2 separate regions of the Homo sapiens genome follow, and region 2 is linked to region 1. Evidence: chromatin loops called from intact Hi-C (ENCODE). Cell type or tissue: OCI-LY7. All regions are shown on one strand.

The links. Hi-C counts contacts between places; a loop is a spot of excess contacts. Peaks named below come from ENCODE experiments on the same cell type or tissue, not always from the same donor. Only the 100,000 strongest peaks of a DNase experiment are listed, where the experiment ranks them.
Region 2: it touches region 1 in a loop (2.1-fold over the local background); 1 of 110 quality-filtered maps calls a loop at or near these places.

What each region holds. Positions count from the first base shown.
Region 1 is chr1:103,102,817-103,110,816 of GRCh38, forward strand. COL11A1 (collagen type XI alpha 1 chain) reads right to left here and starts at 5,706. Exons shown (of 67, transcript NM_001854.4): 1 at 5,257-5,706. The coding sequence starts at 5,362. In OCI-LY7, CTCF peaks have their summits at 3,695 (motif pointing right) and 3,901; a DNase peak (open chromatin) is centred at 3,685.
Region 2 is chr1:103,230,326-103,238,325 of GRCh38, forward strand. LOC124904593 (a long non-coding RNA gene) reads right to left here and starts at 1,656. Exons shown (of 2, transcript XR_007067034.1): 1 at 1,466-1,656; 2 at 1-1,224. RefSeq lists a silencer at 2,226-2,383. In OCI-LY7, no CTCF peak of the experiment used is centred here; no DNase peak of the experiment used is centred here.

The DNA.
Region 1 (8,000 bases):
TGGCCATGTATTGCTTTTCCCTAAAAACAGAAAGACTCTTAATTTGGTGGGAATACTAGTTGAAGACTGGACTTCTAGAAATAAATTTTGAGATAGAAAATCAAAATTTTCCTCCCTTACATCCCTGCAATTTCACATGTGGTAATTAAATTTGTAATAGTTGTTGACAACACAACAGATATCATGGTAGCCTACTAAGAGTGACTACTTCCTATACATTAACTGCCCATTTATGCCTAAGCTAACAGATACTTATGTAATTTCAGATACTTTGACAATCCAAAATAAAAACCTTTATTAGAATTTGCACTACTACGTTCTCTCCTATTTTTTTCTTCAGTTTGCCACTTGTTTAAAAAAAAACTGTTAAACAAACAACACACAAGTGTGTCATAATGATTATCTGACATTAATAAAAGTCATACTATATGTATACATAAAATATATGTCATCCAATCAATTGAAATTAACCTGAAAATATCAGAAATTTGCCATTTTTTATTTGAAATAAATATATAATTTTCTAAGCTTCTTAGAAATTCAAAGTTGGACCTAGTCTTCTATTAACAACTTTAGAGAGCATACAAAACTATGTTCTTAATCCAGCAATGAATAGAGTATTACGCCTTCTACTTTGATGTAATCTTATAAAATGACATAATTAAGAATACAAATGATCAAAAATTACCTTTCTTCAAAGGTAGTAAATAGAGTATTTAAAAAATTCATTCTGTAACTATTTTCTATTTAAATTTCTTTATATAAGACATTTTCACTATATCTACCTTCTCACTAATCTAAACTCTAGCAAATATATGGTCTAATAATTTCAGACTTCTGGAAATAAATATAGCGATAATATATCGAATTCTTTCTCTTTTACTTCCTTGTAATTTCACATATGGTAATTAAATTTGTAATAGTTGTTGATTGCACAACAGATATCATGGTAGTCCATTGAGAGTGAGTACTTCCCATAAATTAAATGTCAATTTTTTCCTGAGCTAAAAGGTACTTACATTAGTTTCAGGTGTTTTGACAATCCAAAATAAAACTTTAATTAGAACTTGCACTACTAAGTTCTCTCCTCTCATTCCATTGTCTCAGACTTCTATTATTTAAAATTCTTTTGATCACCATTACAGATCTTCACTCTACTCAGAAAAACCTTGAATATTACAAGAATATTTTTTATGAGGAAGAGTATTCAGCTGACAACTTTTTGTGTCTTAGTTTCCTCATTTATTGAGAAGGTAAGATTGATTAGCAATTTCTATAATTTCTAGTGCTAGCATTCTCTTTTAAAAATCTTATATAAACACCTTTTTTTAACCTTTTAAAAATTCAGCTTGTATTACACAGAGACTCTCAACCAAACTTGATTTAAATCCTTGTTATCATGAAATAGCCAGCATCTCACTAAATTAATCAGAGTGAAGAGAATTTATCCTAGGAAAAAGCAAATTTTTAGAAAAGAAAGGTGACTCTTTATACAATTTTCTTAGCTAGAAAGCCAACCCATAAATTTGAAAAGAGATGTTTGCTTTGCTGTATTTTAAGGATAACTTAACATGAACAACCATGTGGTTCTATTTTAGTCACAAATTGAAGAAAATAAAAAACCGAAAAAATATTAATTTTTTACCAATTATGTTATGCAAATACATTTCTCACTTTGCTACTGCATAACTTTGTTTAAAACTATACAAATACCTTTTAGAGAATAACTTCTATAAAGTATCCCCTCAGTTAAGTATTAATTATGAAGCAAATTGTCACTTTAAGATATTAAGAAACTTAATTTCAAAACTAATGGACAACTAGGTAAAAGAATCTGTGCCACCTAAACTGAAGCTATGTGTGTAAAGCATGCAGAAAGGTGTTTCTCTTTAGTCTATATTCTTTCTCTATTATAGTCCTGATCAATTTTGAATTTAAAAAACAAATGGAAAGACATAATATTAATGAGTTTAGCAAACACTGCATTTCTTATCAGAAGCATATCTGAGTTTCTGATTTCTGATTAAGGAACCAAATGGACAAATTCGATCTCTTTGCACTGTTGGACTAGCACATACTCTGGAAGCCAGGACCATTTCACCTGCTGATCCTGGGCACTCAAAACTACACTTCTTCAGGGCTCACTATCGATTCCTGACAAGCTTCCAAAGTTCCCAGTTTGATCAGCCTTTTACAAGATACAGTATTGGCTTAACTGCCAAAGGTTAAATGTAATTTTAATTAGTAAAAAGTGATTCAATTAGATTTTTTTTTTTTAGTGCTTCATTATAGCTAAGTCTAACTCTTACTTAAAACCCTTACATAAACTCATCTATCTTAAGATAATCATAGTGTGGTCACTATGAATTCCAGGTAAACCCCACCTCCTGTGAATAGTAAGTAATGGACTAACTGCCAAAGAATATCAATAAATCGCTGAGATACATCATTTACTTTAAAAATAAACATATATATGAAACATAAAATTGAAGTTAATGTAAATAAATATTTATAAAAATCACACTTAACCTTGTTATTCTAAATCACAGCAAGGATTGATTTTTAATGAGTATAATAAATATTTCCAAGTTATAGTTTGATTTTTCAAAGTAAAATAATATGACTAGGTATGAAGTCATAAATTTTCTTTAATCCATTCACTTCCAAGAAATTTCTCTATATTATTTTCTTTAGAGTCTAACTTTGTTTTGAACTCAGATGTTTTAAGGTTTTAATGTTTTAATTTTATATAAAAGTAGTATCTGTTTTAAATTATCTTTGTGCTTAATATCCAAATCTTATCACTGTACCTCAATGAAATCAATGTCATAGTATGATGCTGGGATATAATATCTTTATTTAGAAATTGGTATAAAATCTTACTTCAACCACAAATCTAAAGGTTATTATCAGAAGTGGACACTGGGTTTATTTTTCCCTTGTGTGGTGATTCAGGATTTGTAGCCAATGTTTTCTTTTTAAGCATTAATATACTATTATTCCCTTTTTGAAGTTAATTAAGGGATAAGAATGCCTACAAAAGTGGATTTATGTTAATATGTGGCCTCCCAGGAAAAATGAGCACTAAACAGCTTGATAAAACACATAACAAAATCTTAAAATATAAATATCTAAACTACCACTTAACTTTCAGGGCATTTCATGAAGAAGAAACCCAACAAAATCTAATCCTTATACTTTGCTATTTCTATCATTACTTGGCTTCATAAAAATAGGGAAAGTTGTTTTCCCACCATTTATTTGATGTGGTACTGGGATGCTGTTTAAAAGTGTTTCAGGTATGTTGCTAGACTGAAAATAGAAAATTTATGCATGAAAAGTACAGAAATTTGATATTAAAAAATATTCACATATCGCCACAGAAAGGCTCAATGTGGAAAATAAAAATAAATAGCTTCAGTAAAATAATCCCTGAATCCATGCAAAAGTGTCTCTCGGAGCTTGTATTTCATCCATCACCGAAGAAATTCTCAGTTCCTATAATTTTCAATAAATAGCTGCCATTACAATATTCTCATTTACATGCGTGTGTGACATGCTGAAAAAGAAATGGCATATCCATTTTTCCTTAATCAAAGGTCCTTTTCCAGTACCACTGTAGTTAAGAGGGACTTACAGAGGCCTCATGTCCCACGGTAGACGCAGGAATTCTAAATAATAAACAAAACCAGCAGAGGGCAGAACTGCTGACAGAATTGACCAATCCAACCGGTGACCAGGTACCAAAAGTAAAATACAAACTTTTTGATGGATTTCACTTTCAAAGACACTCTTATCTATCCTTGAAAATGTGGAAATGAATGAATCAACATAATTAATCAACATAATAACTCCTTTCAAAATTCAAATATAGTCCTAATAGGACTTTCACTGTATTTAGCAGGAAAAGTCACCCAAGGGAATAATCTAGCGCTGCCTGCTACTCGGGAAGCTGAAAGCCACTAAGCGTGTGGAAGGAATAACCTGGTCTCAGAGATCGGCCTCCGGGAGGGCTGACTCTCATTAGGGAGAGCTCAGATCTTGGCATCTAGACCCAGGGCCACACTCAAGTTTCTGCTAAAGCCTACGCATTTGGGCTTGACCATTTTTATCTCCCTTGACCCAACCTCGTCAGTCACCCTCCTTCCTATCCCCCAGCTTCTTTCTGCACTCCTCACAAAGCTTGCTTTCTACTCTAAGCTGTCTGGGCTCCCTGACCTCCAAAGGCTTTCGCCTGCCAGTCGATTCTAAGGCACCTAACGGACCGCTCCAGCCAGATGCCTTTTCGGGAAAGGGCGGGGGAAAGAGGGAGGGAGAAGGCGGAGGGGAGGAGTGAAGTCGCTCTCCCTCCGTGGGTACTGACAGGGTTGCAGACTTCCGAGCAGGTCTGGCCATTGAATATTTGGTGGTGCCACGTAGGAACTGTTCCTTACCTCTCTCCTCCCACCCTACCCACACCCCCTCCCCTTCCCTCCCAATCCCTAGTCCTCCGCCCCCACCCCATTTGCTTGGCGACTTTCATCATTCTCCAAGAGAACTGCACGTCCAACCTGCAAGAAGAAGCGGAGGGGTGGGGTGGGGGGAGTCACTGAAATTCAGGGGAAAGTGTTCTCCCTATCTTGAACCTATTCCTAATAATCTGCCAATTTTTGTCCACTTAAAATAGATTGACCCTCCCCCGCCCCCCAAACACACAGAGTGTTCCTAATCTTCTAGATTCACCCCCCTGGTTTCTCTTATATCCCCAAAACTAAAACAGCCTGCTTCTCACTTGGTTGCAGACAAAGAACTTTATCAAGGTTCATTTTATACCCTTTATATTTTCTCCTCAGCTCACCCTTAAAAAGATATTCCCATTAGTTAGAATCTGAAGAAACCAGATGTGTTCCAAGGGCAGTCTAAAGACTGTGCCTCAAACAAAAGCTTTGTATAACTGCCCTTGTGTTCAAGGTAATATTTTTCCTCTTTTCAAAGAGGCTGGAAAGTGGTGAAGGGCATTTTCAGCAGGCTCTCCTCCTGACAGATCTTTTTTTCCTGCTACCTACCTCGTCTCCCTTTATTGTCCCGCCTACATTCATCTCTTTCTCCAGTTTCCAATTCCAACCTGGTAGCAGCTACAATCTGGATTGTATTTAAGGGAATTGCTTTTTTTTTTTTTTCTTGAAGAGCGGGGAGGAAGGGTAAAGTGGGGGGAGGGGCGCAGAAGCAGTAGGACCGACGGCAATCTCCCACCTCCCCAAATCCATTTTTTCTTACCTCCTCTGACCTCTCTAGCTTGGAAGAGGAAGGTCAATGCGAGGGTTGTTACGGTGAAATCCCAGAGCCACCGTTTCGTTTTCCACCTAGAGGACCACGGCTCCATCTCCGAGCCCCGCACTCACAACTGTGAACTCAACCCACGAAATTGCGACTGCAGACCAACTTCGTCCTTTCCAAGGTATCGCCAGGGATGTTTGCTACACAGCCATTGGGGAGGGAGAGGGGGAAAAAGTCAAAGGGCTTTTTCTTCTAAATTTGATGGTTTGCGTTCTTCGTGTCTCTAGCCCTTTCCTCTCCCTCTGAGTTGGCCCCACCGGCCGGGACCCTCCGGCCGCGACCCTCTGATCCTTCCTCTGCCGGGCCCTGCCTTCAGAATGAAGGCAGATGAGGGGCTTCCACCAACAAGCTGAGAGTACTGTGTGCCCCTAAAGGCTTCATGCCGTCAGTGGGCTGGACGAGTGGCTCCGGGCAGCCCCCTCCTCCGCCCACTCCCCTCCCTGCTCCCAGCTCCCCCTCCCAGGGCGAAACTGACAAGCAGGCTGAGGGTCAGACCCAATCACACGACTCTGGGGCGGCCCCAAGCCCGCCCCCGCCTCCCTCAGCCCAAGAATGAGGACTCCGAGCAGGCCCAGCCCACCAACCACCCCCCATCTCCCCACTCCTCTCCTCCCTCCTCGCCTACCAAATCCCCGAGAAAAAATGGGAGGGAGTTACGGGGGACGCGTGCTTGGCTCCAGCACTTTGGGAATGAAAGGAATTGCAGGAGAGCCCCGGAGCACACGGAGTTTTCAAGGAGCTTCTGTATTCAATAAAAACAGCTACTTGTCTACTTGCACCCGTCTGTTAGCCTCTCGCTGGTCGGCGGGAGAGGGGAGGAGGCCAGCGCCTGATCGGCCACACCGCTGGAGTCCTGGGCTGGCAGCGGTAACCTTATCCTTGTGCAAAAATCTGCTTCGTATGGCAGACGTGGAACCAGTGGACTCATTGCGCTGCCTACTCTGAAAAGTGTTTTTATTTTTATTTTTTTAACCCAATAATTAGAAGAAAGGAATGAAGATAGAATGGAGGGACCCTAGAAGTCAAAACCTAGAGCATGTAGGGAAGTCCTCTTTGGAGATCTGAAACTGACAGGTTTATCTCTTAAACGTTTAAATTCAGCACTAGGTTCATTCAGTGGCTTTCCTCTTAAAAGAGTTGAACTGTACTCTGAGGGAGAAGGAGGAAAAAATTTATGGGAGCTGACATTAAGAGGGTGAGTAATTTAATTTTCCAGCTGATTCTGTTCTGATCCTGGATGAGGGGGTACTGAGGAGTGTGTAGAAAAGGCGAGGAAAGCAACTAGCAGAAATCTCCAAGAGGCTCGGCCCACAGCTCCTCATTAAGGGCCTGGCCCTGGCCCTCAGCCTCGGGAGCCAAAAACGTGGTCACTCCACAGTGAGAGTAATGAAGAGGGCAGGTTTCTAAATTCCCTCTCTACTTAACCCATCCTCAAAGTAATCCTCTTACACCTGGAATATAGATTCCCAAGTCACTTTTTCCACGTTAAAATCATTCCATTCTATTGACTCCTTTTTGTTCGTTAATAATTCCTAAGATGTTTCTCTCAAAGATTTTCTGGAACAGTGCCCATCAGGGTGCCAGCATACATTAGCCACTCAATAGAGATGGGTTGGATGAATGAACACATTTTTCTGTTGACAAAGACTAGAAGCATTGGCCAGGGCCTACTTTGAGTATTTAAGTCATTTAAATGCTTAAAGGCCCTCAACTAAGTTTACTGGGTACATATGTTCAATTCTACAGCTGCCACTAATCTTTAGGAACTCAGTTTTCTATTAGTCATCAAAATATGCCTCATGATCTATCAGATTACATCAAATCTCTTCATGCAGTTTAAAATTGGAAGAAAGGTGATCAAAGACTAGATTGAGCCCTTATAGGGGTATAACAGCATGAACAGAGACATATAAACTGAAGAAAGCAACTAGAAAATACCTTCAATATAAATATCACTCTCCATAACAAAGAACTACTCCTTTATCAAGAAGCTATCTCTTAGATCACAGGTAAAAAAATACTTGACATTTGTAATGCTGTTGGCAGAATGTTTGGGATGCCTCATATCAGCTGCAGAGAAATATCATCAACTAGTTCTTCAGATTACAACCTTAAACTGTTGGTTAAAATAATTTAATATCATATTGCATTTGAACCTGAAATGCACAATTACAAATTAAGACCCTTACAGTAAAAATATATGTATTTACCATCTTCATTATCCCTCATCGTCTCACAGATGGAAAATTTGTATATATTGGCTGTTTCCAAACTTGTGTACAAACTGATTTTTCTGTCGACTCTTCAGATATTTTAAAAATTACTTTTTACATCTTCTCTCAAATGTAAAATAGTGAAATGAATGCAAGTTTAGAAATACGTATTTGTGAAGCTGCCAGAATTCTAAATCAATTCAATAGCCAGAGAGAGTTACGGTGCTTGTAGCAACATGTACAAATGGTGTTCCAAATTGTCTCTTAATAGCTCTCAAATTTATTGAGAGTTCTGGGGCCTGATACTGTTCTAGAAGGTGAGAAATGATGCAGTCAATCTAGCAGTCCCTACTTTCTGGTCACAACTCAGACCTTCTCACTGCTGTGAAAGGGTCCTTTCAGGCAAAGCATCTTGGGTGAATAGAGTTATTACCACCTTATGCTCTCTGTACGTTGTGGTCTGAATTCCTC
Region 2 (8,000 bases), 130 kb after region 1:
TTTCAGAAAAAAGATCCATAGAAAGTTGTCATAAAAAGAACACCCGGTGGTTTATTTATAAGTTTCTGTTGTCATCAAGCTCTCCATTGAACTTATACTCTATAGTGAGAATAGTAAATCTAACAGATTTCTCATTCACTTGGGTTTAATATATATATACACACATATATGTACATATATGTACATACATACATATATATGTACATACATACATATATATGTACATACATACGTACATACATACATATATATGTACATACATACATATATATGTACCCATGTATGTACATATATGTATATATGTACATACATATATATGTATATATATACTATATATATGTATTTTTTGCAAAAGTGTTTAATTGTATTTTATACAAATTAGAAAAATGTATTTCCCTTTTAGGAGAGTATATTTTTTGGGGTAAAATACTAAAGTACAGAAATGAATATTCTAAGGTACTTAATGCTTTGAGATACTTAAATTAGCAGTCCCATAAAACAAGCAACTTAACCAGAATCAATTTGAGTAAACTTGCCTAAAACAAAAATTATTTTTGCTATACAATGCAAGAAACTATTTTTAATCATTTATAAATATAATATTAAGTATTATATATTTTATTTTTATGTAAAGTCTTTTATATATTTTTTCATTCACACATAATTTTAGTAACATTCATTTATAGAAGCAAAATTATTGACAAAGTTATTTAATTACAATTCTTGTATTCTTGTATTCCAAAATTATATTTGTCAAACCATAACTTTTACTTTCCTTTTCAAAAGCAATATCCAATATGTAACTATTTAGTTACTTTGGTCACCTTAAATTCCAATTATACCATGGTGCTTCATAGAACTATCTGTGTACAACTCTGGATTGTTGAAGTATTATATCAATTCATCATTGTTCTTTTTCTAATTTAGCTTTTTGTTTAGTGAACGTATCTTTAAAGCTTTGTTAAATATTAGGGTAGCCCCATAAATTATATGTTCGTAATTATTAAACAAACTCAGATCTTGATTACTGATAAAGAATATTAATTGCGCAGCTACCTATCTTCATCAGTTTTGGATATCCATGCTGATTTTGTGTAGGGAAAATAGAAAGTAGCTAATAATCTACTTTATTGGAATGGGGAAACCTTCTGAGACAAGAAGAGCGTGAGGATCCACCCCTGAGCCAAACAGGAATCTATATCTGGAAAGTCCAGTTCATATAGTCTGCAAAAATAAACATAAGAGAAAAATAAGTAAATAAATAAAAACAAATCAAAAGAGAATCAAGCAACAAAACAACCACAGTAACAAAAAACACCTAAAGATTCTGTGTCCAAAAAATGTAACCAGACTTGCTAGCGAATTAGCATCTGCAATAATAGGAATAGAATTTCTTGATGAGAGAATGTCCTGAGAGCCATGGGATTAAGGTCTTTTGAGATAGGATCCAGCTTCTTAGACCTACCTTACTGGCAAACCACTCAAAGAAAGCCCTTATGCTGCAAACAGAGGGATCAACTTCAGACAGGAAACAAGCATATATTTCTTTTTTCATACCTGGTAAAACATACAAACAGAAAGATAAATCAAAGACAGGAAGTAGACATGCACATCTTACTCTCCAGACTTAGTATAAGCCTCTAAGACAGTATTCCAGTTGGGTTCCTCACAACAAGATCTGTGCACACCCTCCCTCATAGGCCAGCCAGCACAGAATTGCTTCTGATGTCTTCAGGCCCTGTCTTCTTTCAGCTAGCACATTCCCTACCTTGGCTGAAAATAACAGCTGTAGGTTTGGATTGCTGCCCACAGGATACCAATAGCCCTTGTATACAAGAATGAGAAGAAAGATTATTTCTCTTGCACTGCTGACAGATGGAGAAGAAAAGGGTTAGTAAAAACATAACAATTTGAAAATGATTTTAAGCTGAAATTTTTGCTTTTCTATTCTTAACTTAATATAAGACTTCAGACAAAAATTTATTGAATATATAACTGGTGCTAGTTATAGATTTTAGGTACAGAGAATTCAGCAGTAAAAAAGAGGCAAATCCCTGTTTTCATAATACTTATATTCTGCTCATCTTGTCTTGCTGTAGGCTTGTTTTATACAAGGATGTCGCTGTCTTTTTTTTAAAGCTTAACTGAGATATATTTTACATACCATAAAATTTGCCCATGTAAAGTGGTCAATTTAATAGTGTTTAGTATGTTCACAGTTGTGGGGATCATCAGAACCTCATTTTAGAGCATTTTTGTCACCCTCAAAAGCAAACTGGCCAGGCACAGTGGCTCATGCCTGTAAATCCCAGCACTTTGGGAGTCCAAGATGGGAGGATCACCTGAGGTCAGGAGTTCGAAACCAGCCTGGCCAGCATGGGGAAACTCCGTCTCTACTAAAAATACAAAAATTAGCTGGGCATGGTGGTGGGCTCCTGTAATCCCAGCTACTTGGGACGCTGAGGCAGGAGAATCACTTGAACCTGGGAGGCGGAGGTTGCAGTGAGCCGAGATTACATCACTGCACTCCAGCCTGGGCAACAGAGTGAGACTCAGTCTCAAACAAAACAAAACAAAACAAAACAACAAAAGAAAACTCACACCCAATACAGGTACTCCTCTCTCCATCCTCCTAGTTCAAGGCAACCAGTAATATACTTTTTGTAATGTATGTATATATAGGTATGCTAATTTTGTACTTTTTATATAAATGGAATCATCTAATATGTAATCCTTTTGTTCTTTAACTAACCACAATGTTTTTAAGATGTATCCATATTGTAGCATGAATCAGTACTTCATTCCTCTTTGAGGATATCTGCTTGCTTGTACAGTTAATTTAAAATGAGATCTGTCCTAGTTTATGCCTTTTTTAGACTTTCCCATACTCTGTAGAAAATTTCACTTTTAATTGAGAATAAACTTTGAATGAGATGGTTTAATTATAGAACTAGAAAATACTGGGAGAGCATCTAGTCAACTTACAGGCTATATAAAGCAAACAAATAAGAATTATTGTGATCACAACATAATGCCTGTTTAATATTATTTTTATAAAAGTATTGCAAAAAAATTACCCATAAAATTATATACCCTATAATTTTCACTAGTGTCTTCTCTATCTCTCAATTTAATGTACCATCCATTATATAAAATTTTAAAAAGATATCAGCCAGTAAAATCATATCTATCATCAATATCTATCCAACTATTTTTCTAGACTGCCTGAAGTCTTACAGAATATATCTTTTTTAAAAAATCACAATGAAGAGTGCTTGAGATTTTAATGTTGGAAAACAAGATGAAAATTTTGCAGTCTTTTCAGAATTTACAAATAAGCTCTTTGGCTTCTAGACGAAATAAATATAGCAGAGTACATGTCATCTAAACAGCACCCACCACAGTTTTTTTGAAAGTATTCAGTCTCCACTTAAGCTTACATTCCTCAAGTAAAAAGATCCATTTAAACAATTATATATCAAATGACTTGGAAGTTTCTAACGAAATGCCTTTACATTTTCTTGAACTTTATTTAACTCTTATCCTGAGGTTTTCTTATGGTACTCATATTTATTTTATATTTTAATTTCTGTATGACTTCTGGTGTTGTAGCATTTTTACTTTCAATTAATGTTTCTGGACTAAAACCTCTCTTCTCTTTTTCCCAACAATATCAACAAGTAGACTCCTTAGGTATTATGAGTTATGTTTAAATGTTCCTTTCTGTAATTACTGTAATATAAGTGCAGGTGCCATGCTCAGAGTTTGTATTTCAAAATTATACCTACATTTCCAGAGTAGGTGTCTGCCTCAACGTGTACTCAGAATTATTTACGTAGTATTCATTTTAACTGACTTCCTATTTCATCATTGATGGTAGAACTTGAGGAGTTTTAGGAATTCCATTTAAACATTTAGTCCCATTTGACATATGTAAATAGTGCAGGAATCTCTTACCGATTTACAAAACTTGAATGTAGCTATTATTTAGCTTGGTTCTTTTCCTATATTTAATACACTTTTCCTATATTTAATACACTCTTAAATCCTAATTTATATTTTATTAAAATATAATTTATATTAACTTATATTTTAAGATCTATTTTCATCAGTCCTTAAGGTCCATATTAAGGTATATATTAAGAACAAGAAAAGTTGATGTGGTAAAGAGAGGTAAACAGTAAAATATTATCTCAGAGAGCCACTTGAGAAAAATGTCTCAGGAAGAAACTTGAATGCATGTTTCAAAAGAAGTAACTGCCTCTTAATTGCAGCAAGGATTCCCAATCTCTATGACCTTACCTCCAGTTTTTCTCTAGCCTTCTTATCAAGGCTGCAAGATCCTGCACAACTGCTCAGGCTTAAGCCATAATGGAGAAAGAACACAAATGCCTAGACCAAGTAAGATTTCTGGTGCTGAAAGTTTGGACAGGCTCTGATCTATAGAAAATGTGTATTTTATGCCAGAAACATTTTCATATTGAGTCCAGCTAAAAGCAGCACATAACAATTAAATAACTTTTGGTTGGCAAGCTGGGGATAAATCTAGGATTGTTTGTTAGGGTTCTAAAGTTATCTTTTAAGCTTTCCTTGAGTGTCACCTCCTTGCCTCCAGGAGTGCAATGTGAACATTTGGGACTTACTTGTGGTTCTCAGTTTAATGACATTCTTAGTGTTCTCTCTCCATAGTTCTCAAACCTAAGTCCTTCCTCAGCTTCTTTAGAAGTTTCTACAAAGACCCCATAGGCTCTGTGACCTCATAACTACAAGTTATAATTTTATAATACATAGATTGGATTTCCATGGTTCTTATTTTATCTTTTTTAAATCACAGGACAATAATTATATTTATATTGGTTTCTTTCAGTAACTTTGTATTAATCTTTTAGACACCTACGATTTTATAGGACTATATTTATAGGAATATTTATAGAAATATGTAGAAATAGGAAATATAGAACTAAAAGGAACAACTCTGAAGCATCAGATGCTAAACAAGATGGGTGATATAGTTTGACTGTGTCCCCGTTCATATATCCACTTGAATTTTATCTCCCAGAATTCCCACATGTTGTGGGAGGAACCCAGGGGGACGTAATTAAATCATGGGGGCTGGTCTTTCCAATGCTATTCTTGTGATAGTGAATAAGTCTCATGAGATCTGACGATTTTATAAGGCAGAGTTTCCCTGCACAAGTGCTCTCTTTGCCTGCTGCAATCCATGTAAGATGTGATTTGCTCCTCCTTGCCTTCCACCATGATTGTGAGGCTTCCCTGGCCAAGTGAAAGAGGTTCACTACACCTCTTTCTTGTATAAATTGTCCAGCCTCTGGTATGTCTTTGTCAGCAGCATGAAAACAGACTAATTCAGTAAATTGGTACTAGTAGAGTCAGACATTGTTGAGAAGATACCCAAAAATATGGAAGCGACTTTGGAACTGGGTAACAGGCAGAGGTTGGAGCAGTTTGGAGGGCTCAGAAGGAGACAGGAAAATGTGGAAAAGTTTGGAACTTCCTAGAGGCTTGTTGAATGTCTTTCACAAAAATGCTGATAGTGATATGAACAATAAGGTCCAGGCTGAGGTGGTCTCAGATGGAGATGAGGAACTTGGGAAGTGGAGGAAAGGTGACTCTCGTTATGTTTTAGCAAAGAGACTGGGAACATTTCACCCCTGGTGTAGAGATCTGTGGAACTTTGAACTTGAGAGAGATGATTTAGGATATCTGGCAGAAGAAATTTCTAAGCAGCAAAGTAATCTATATGACTTGGGTGCTGTTGAAGGCATTCAGTTTCATAAGGGAAACAGAGCAGCATAAAAGTTCAAAAAAATTTACAGCCTGACAATGCAATAGAAAAGAAAATCTCATTTTCTCAGGAGAAATTCAAGCCAGTTGCAGAAATGTGTGTAAGTAATGAGGAGCCAAATGTTAATCCCCAAGACGATGGGGAAAATGTCTCCAGGGCATGACAGAAGTCTTCATGGCAACCCCTGCAATAACAGGCCCAGAGCCTAGGAGGAAAAAATGGTTTCATGGGCCAGGCCTAGGGTCCCTGTGCTGTGTTCAGGCCTTCGGGTGCACAGAAGTCAAGAATAATTGAGGGGAATATCCACCTAGATTTCAGAGGATTTATGGAAAATGCCTGGATGCACACAGAAGTTTGCTGCAGGGGCGGGGCTTCCAGGGAAAACTTGTGCTAGGGTAGTGCAGAAGGGAAATGTGGGGTCAGTGCACCCACACAGAGTCCCTACTGGGGCACCACCTAGTGGAGCTGTGAGAAGAGGGCCACCATCCTCCAGACCCCAGAATGTTAGATCCACTGACAGCTTGCACTGTGTGCCTGGAAAAGCTGCATTCAACACCAGCCCATGAAAGCAGCTAGGAGGGAGGCTGTACCCTGCAATGCCACAGAGGCAGAGCTACCCAGGGCCATGGGAACCCACCTCTGGCATCAGCATGACCCAGATGCAAGACATAGAGTCAAAGGAGATCATTTTGGAGCTTTAAGATTTGACTGTCCTGCTGGATTTCAGACTTGCATGGGGCCAGTAGCCCCTTTGTTTTGGCCAATTTCTCTCATTTGGAATGGCTGTATTTACCCAAAGCCTGTACCCGCATTGTTTCCAGGAAGTAATTAACTTGCTTTTTATTTCACAGGCTCATAGGTAGAAGGGACTTGCCTTGCCTCAGATAAGACTTTGGACTGTGGACTTTTGGGTTAATGCTGAAATGAGTTAAGAGTTTGGGGGACTGTTGGGAAGGCATGATTGGTTTTGAAATGTGAGGACAAGAGATTTGGAGGGGACAGAGGCAGAGTGATATGGTTTGGCTGTGTCTCCATACATGAATACTTGAATTGTATCTCCCAGAATTCCCACGTTATGGGAGGGACCCCGGGGGAGGTAATTGAATCATGGGGGCCAGTCTTTCCCATGCTATTCTCATGATAGTGAATAAGTCTCATGAGATCTGATGGGTTTATCAAGGGTTACTGCTTTTGCTTCTTCCTCATTTTTCTCTTGCTGCCACCATGTAAGATGTGCCTTTCACCTCCTGCCATGATTCTGAGGCCTCCCCAGCCATATACAACTGTAAGTCCAATTAAATTTTTTTGTTCCCAGTTTCAGATGTGTCTTTATCAGTAGCGTGAAAATGAAATAATACAATGGGTGATACGTAAGGTGGTCACACATCTTGGTTTGCATGTTTTCCTACAGTGATTATCAATAGCATAACCTTTCTGTCTTAGTCTATTTTTGTGTTGCTATAAAGGAACACTTGAGGATGGATAATTTATAAAGAAAAAAAGTTTATTTGACTCACAGTTCTGCAGGTTGTACAAGAAGTGTGGTGCTACCATCTGCCTCTGGTGAGGCCCTCAGCTGCTCTTCCTCATAGCTGAAGGTGAATCACATGGAGTGAGAGAGAGAAGGGGGAAAGGTATCAGGCTCTATTTAACAATCAGTTCTTGTGGGAACTAATAGAGTAAGAAATCACTCATTACTTTGAGCACTACACAAAGCCATTCATGAGGGATTTGCCTCCGTGACTCAAACACCTCTCATTAGGCTGTCAACTCCAACATGGAGAGTCAAATTTCAACAAGATTTGGAGGGATCAAACAAGTCATATCCAAACTATAGCACTTTTATACCCAAAAACGTTCTGATCTGAACAAGTTATATGGTTAACCATATGTATTTATGCATTTGTCTCCCCCAACATTCTATAGCTTAGCTGTGCATAGGCACTTTTTTGTTGTTTTTCCTTGTGGGACTTCATTGATTTGAGCTGTAGGCATCATACAATGTCATTGAGTGCTGATGGGTAATGATCTTCATTTACAAGCATTCAAAATCACAGAGTATATTAACTCCCTCTCTACAACTATCCCTAGGCTTTCCCTAGAAAGTACCTCTTTTTAAAACAACTGTATTGATATATAATTGAAATATAAAATGTGTATATGTTTAACTTGTATGATGTGATGCTTTGATATC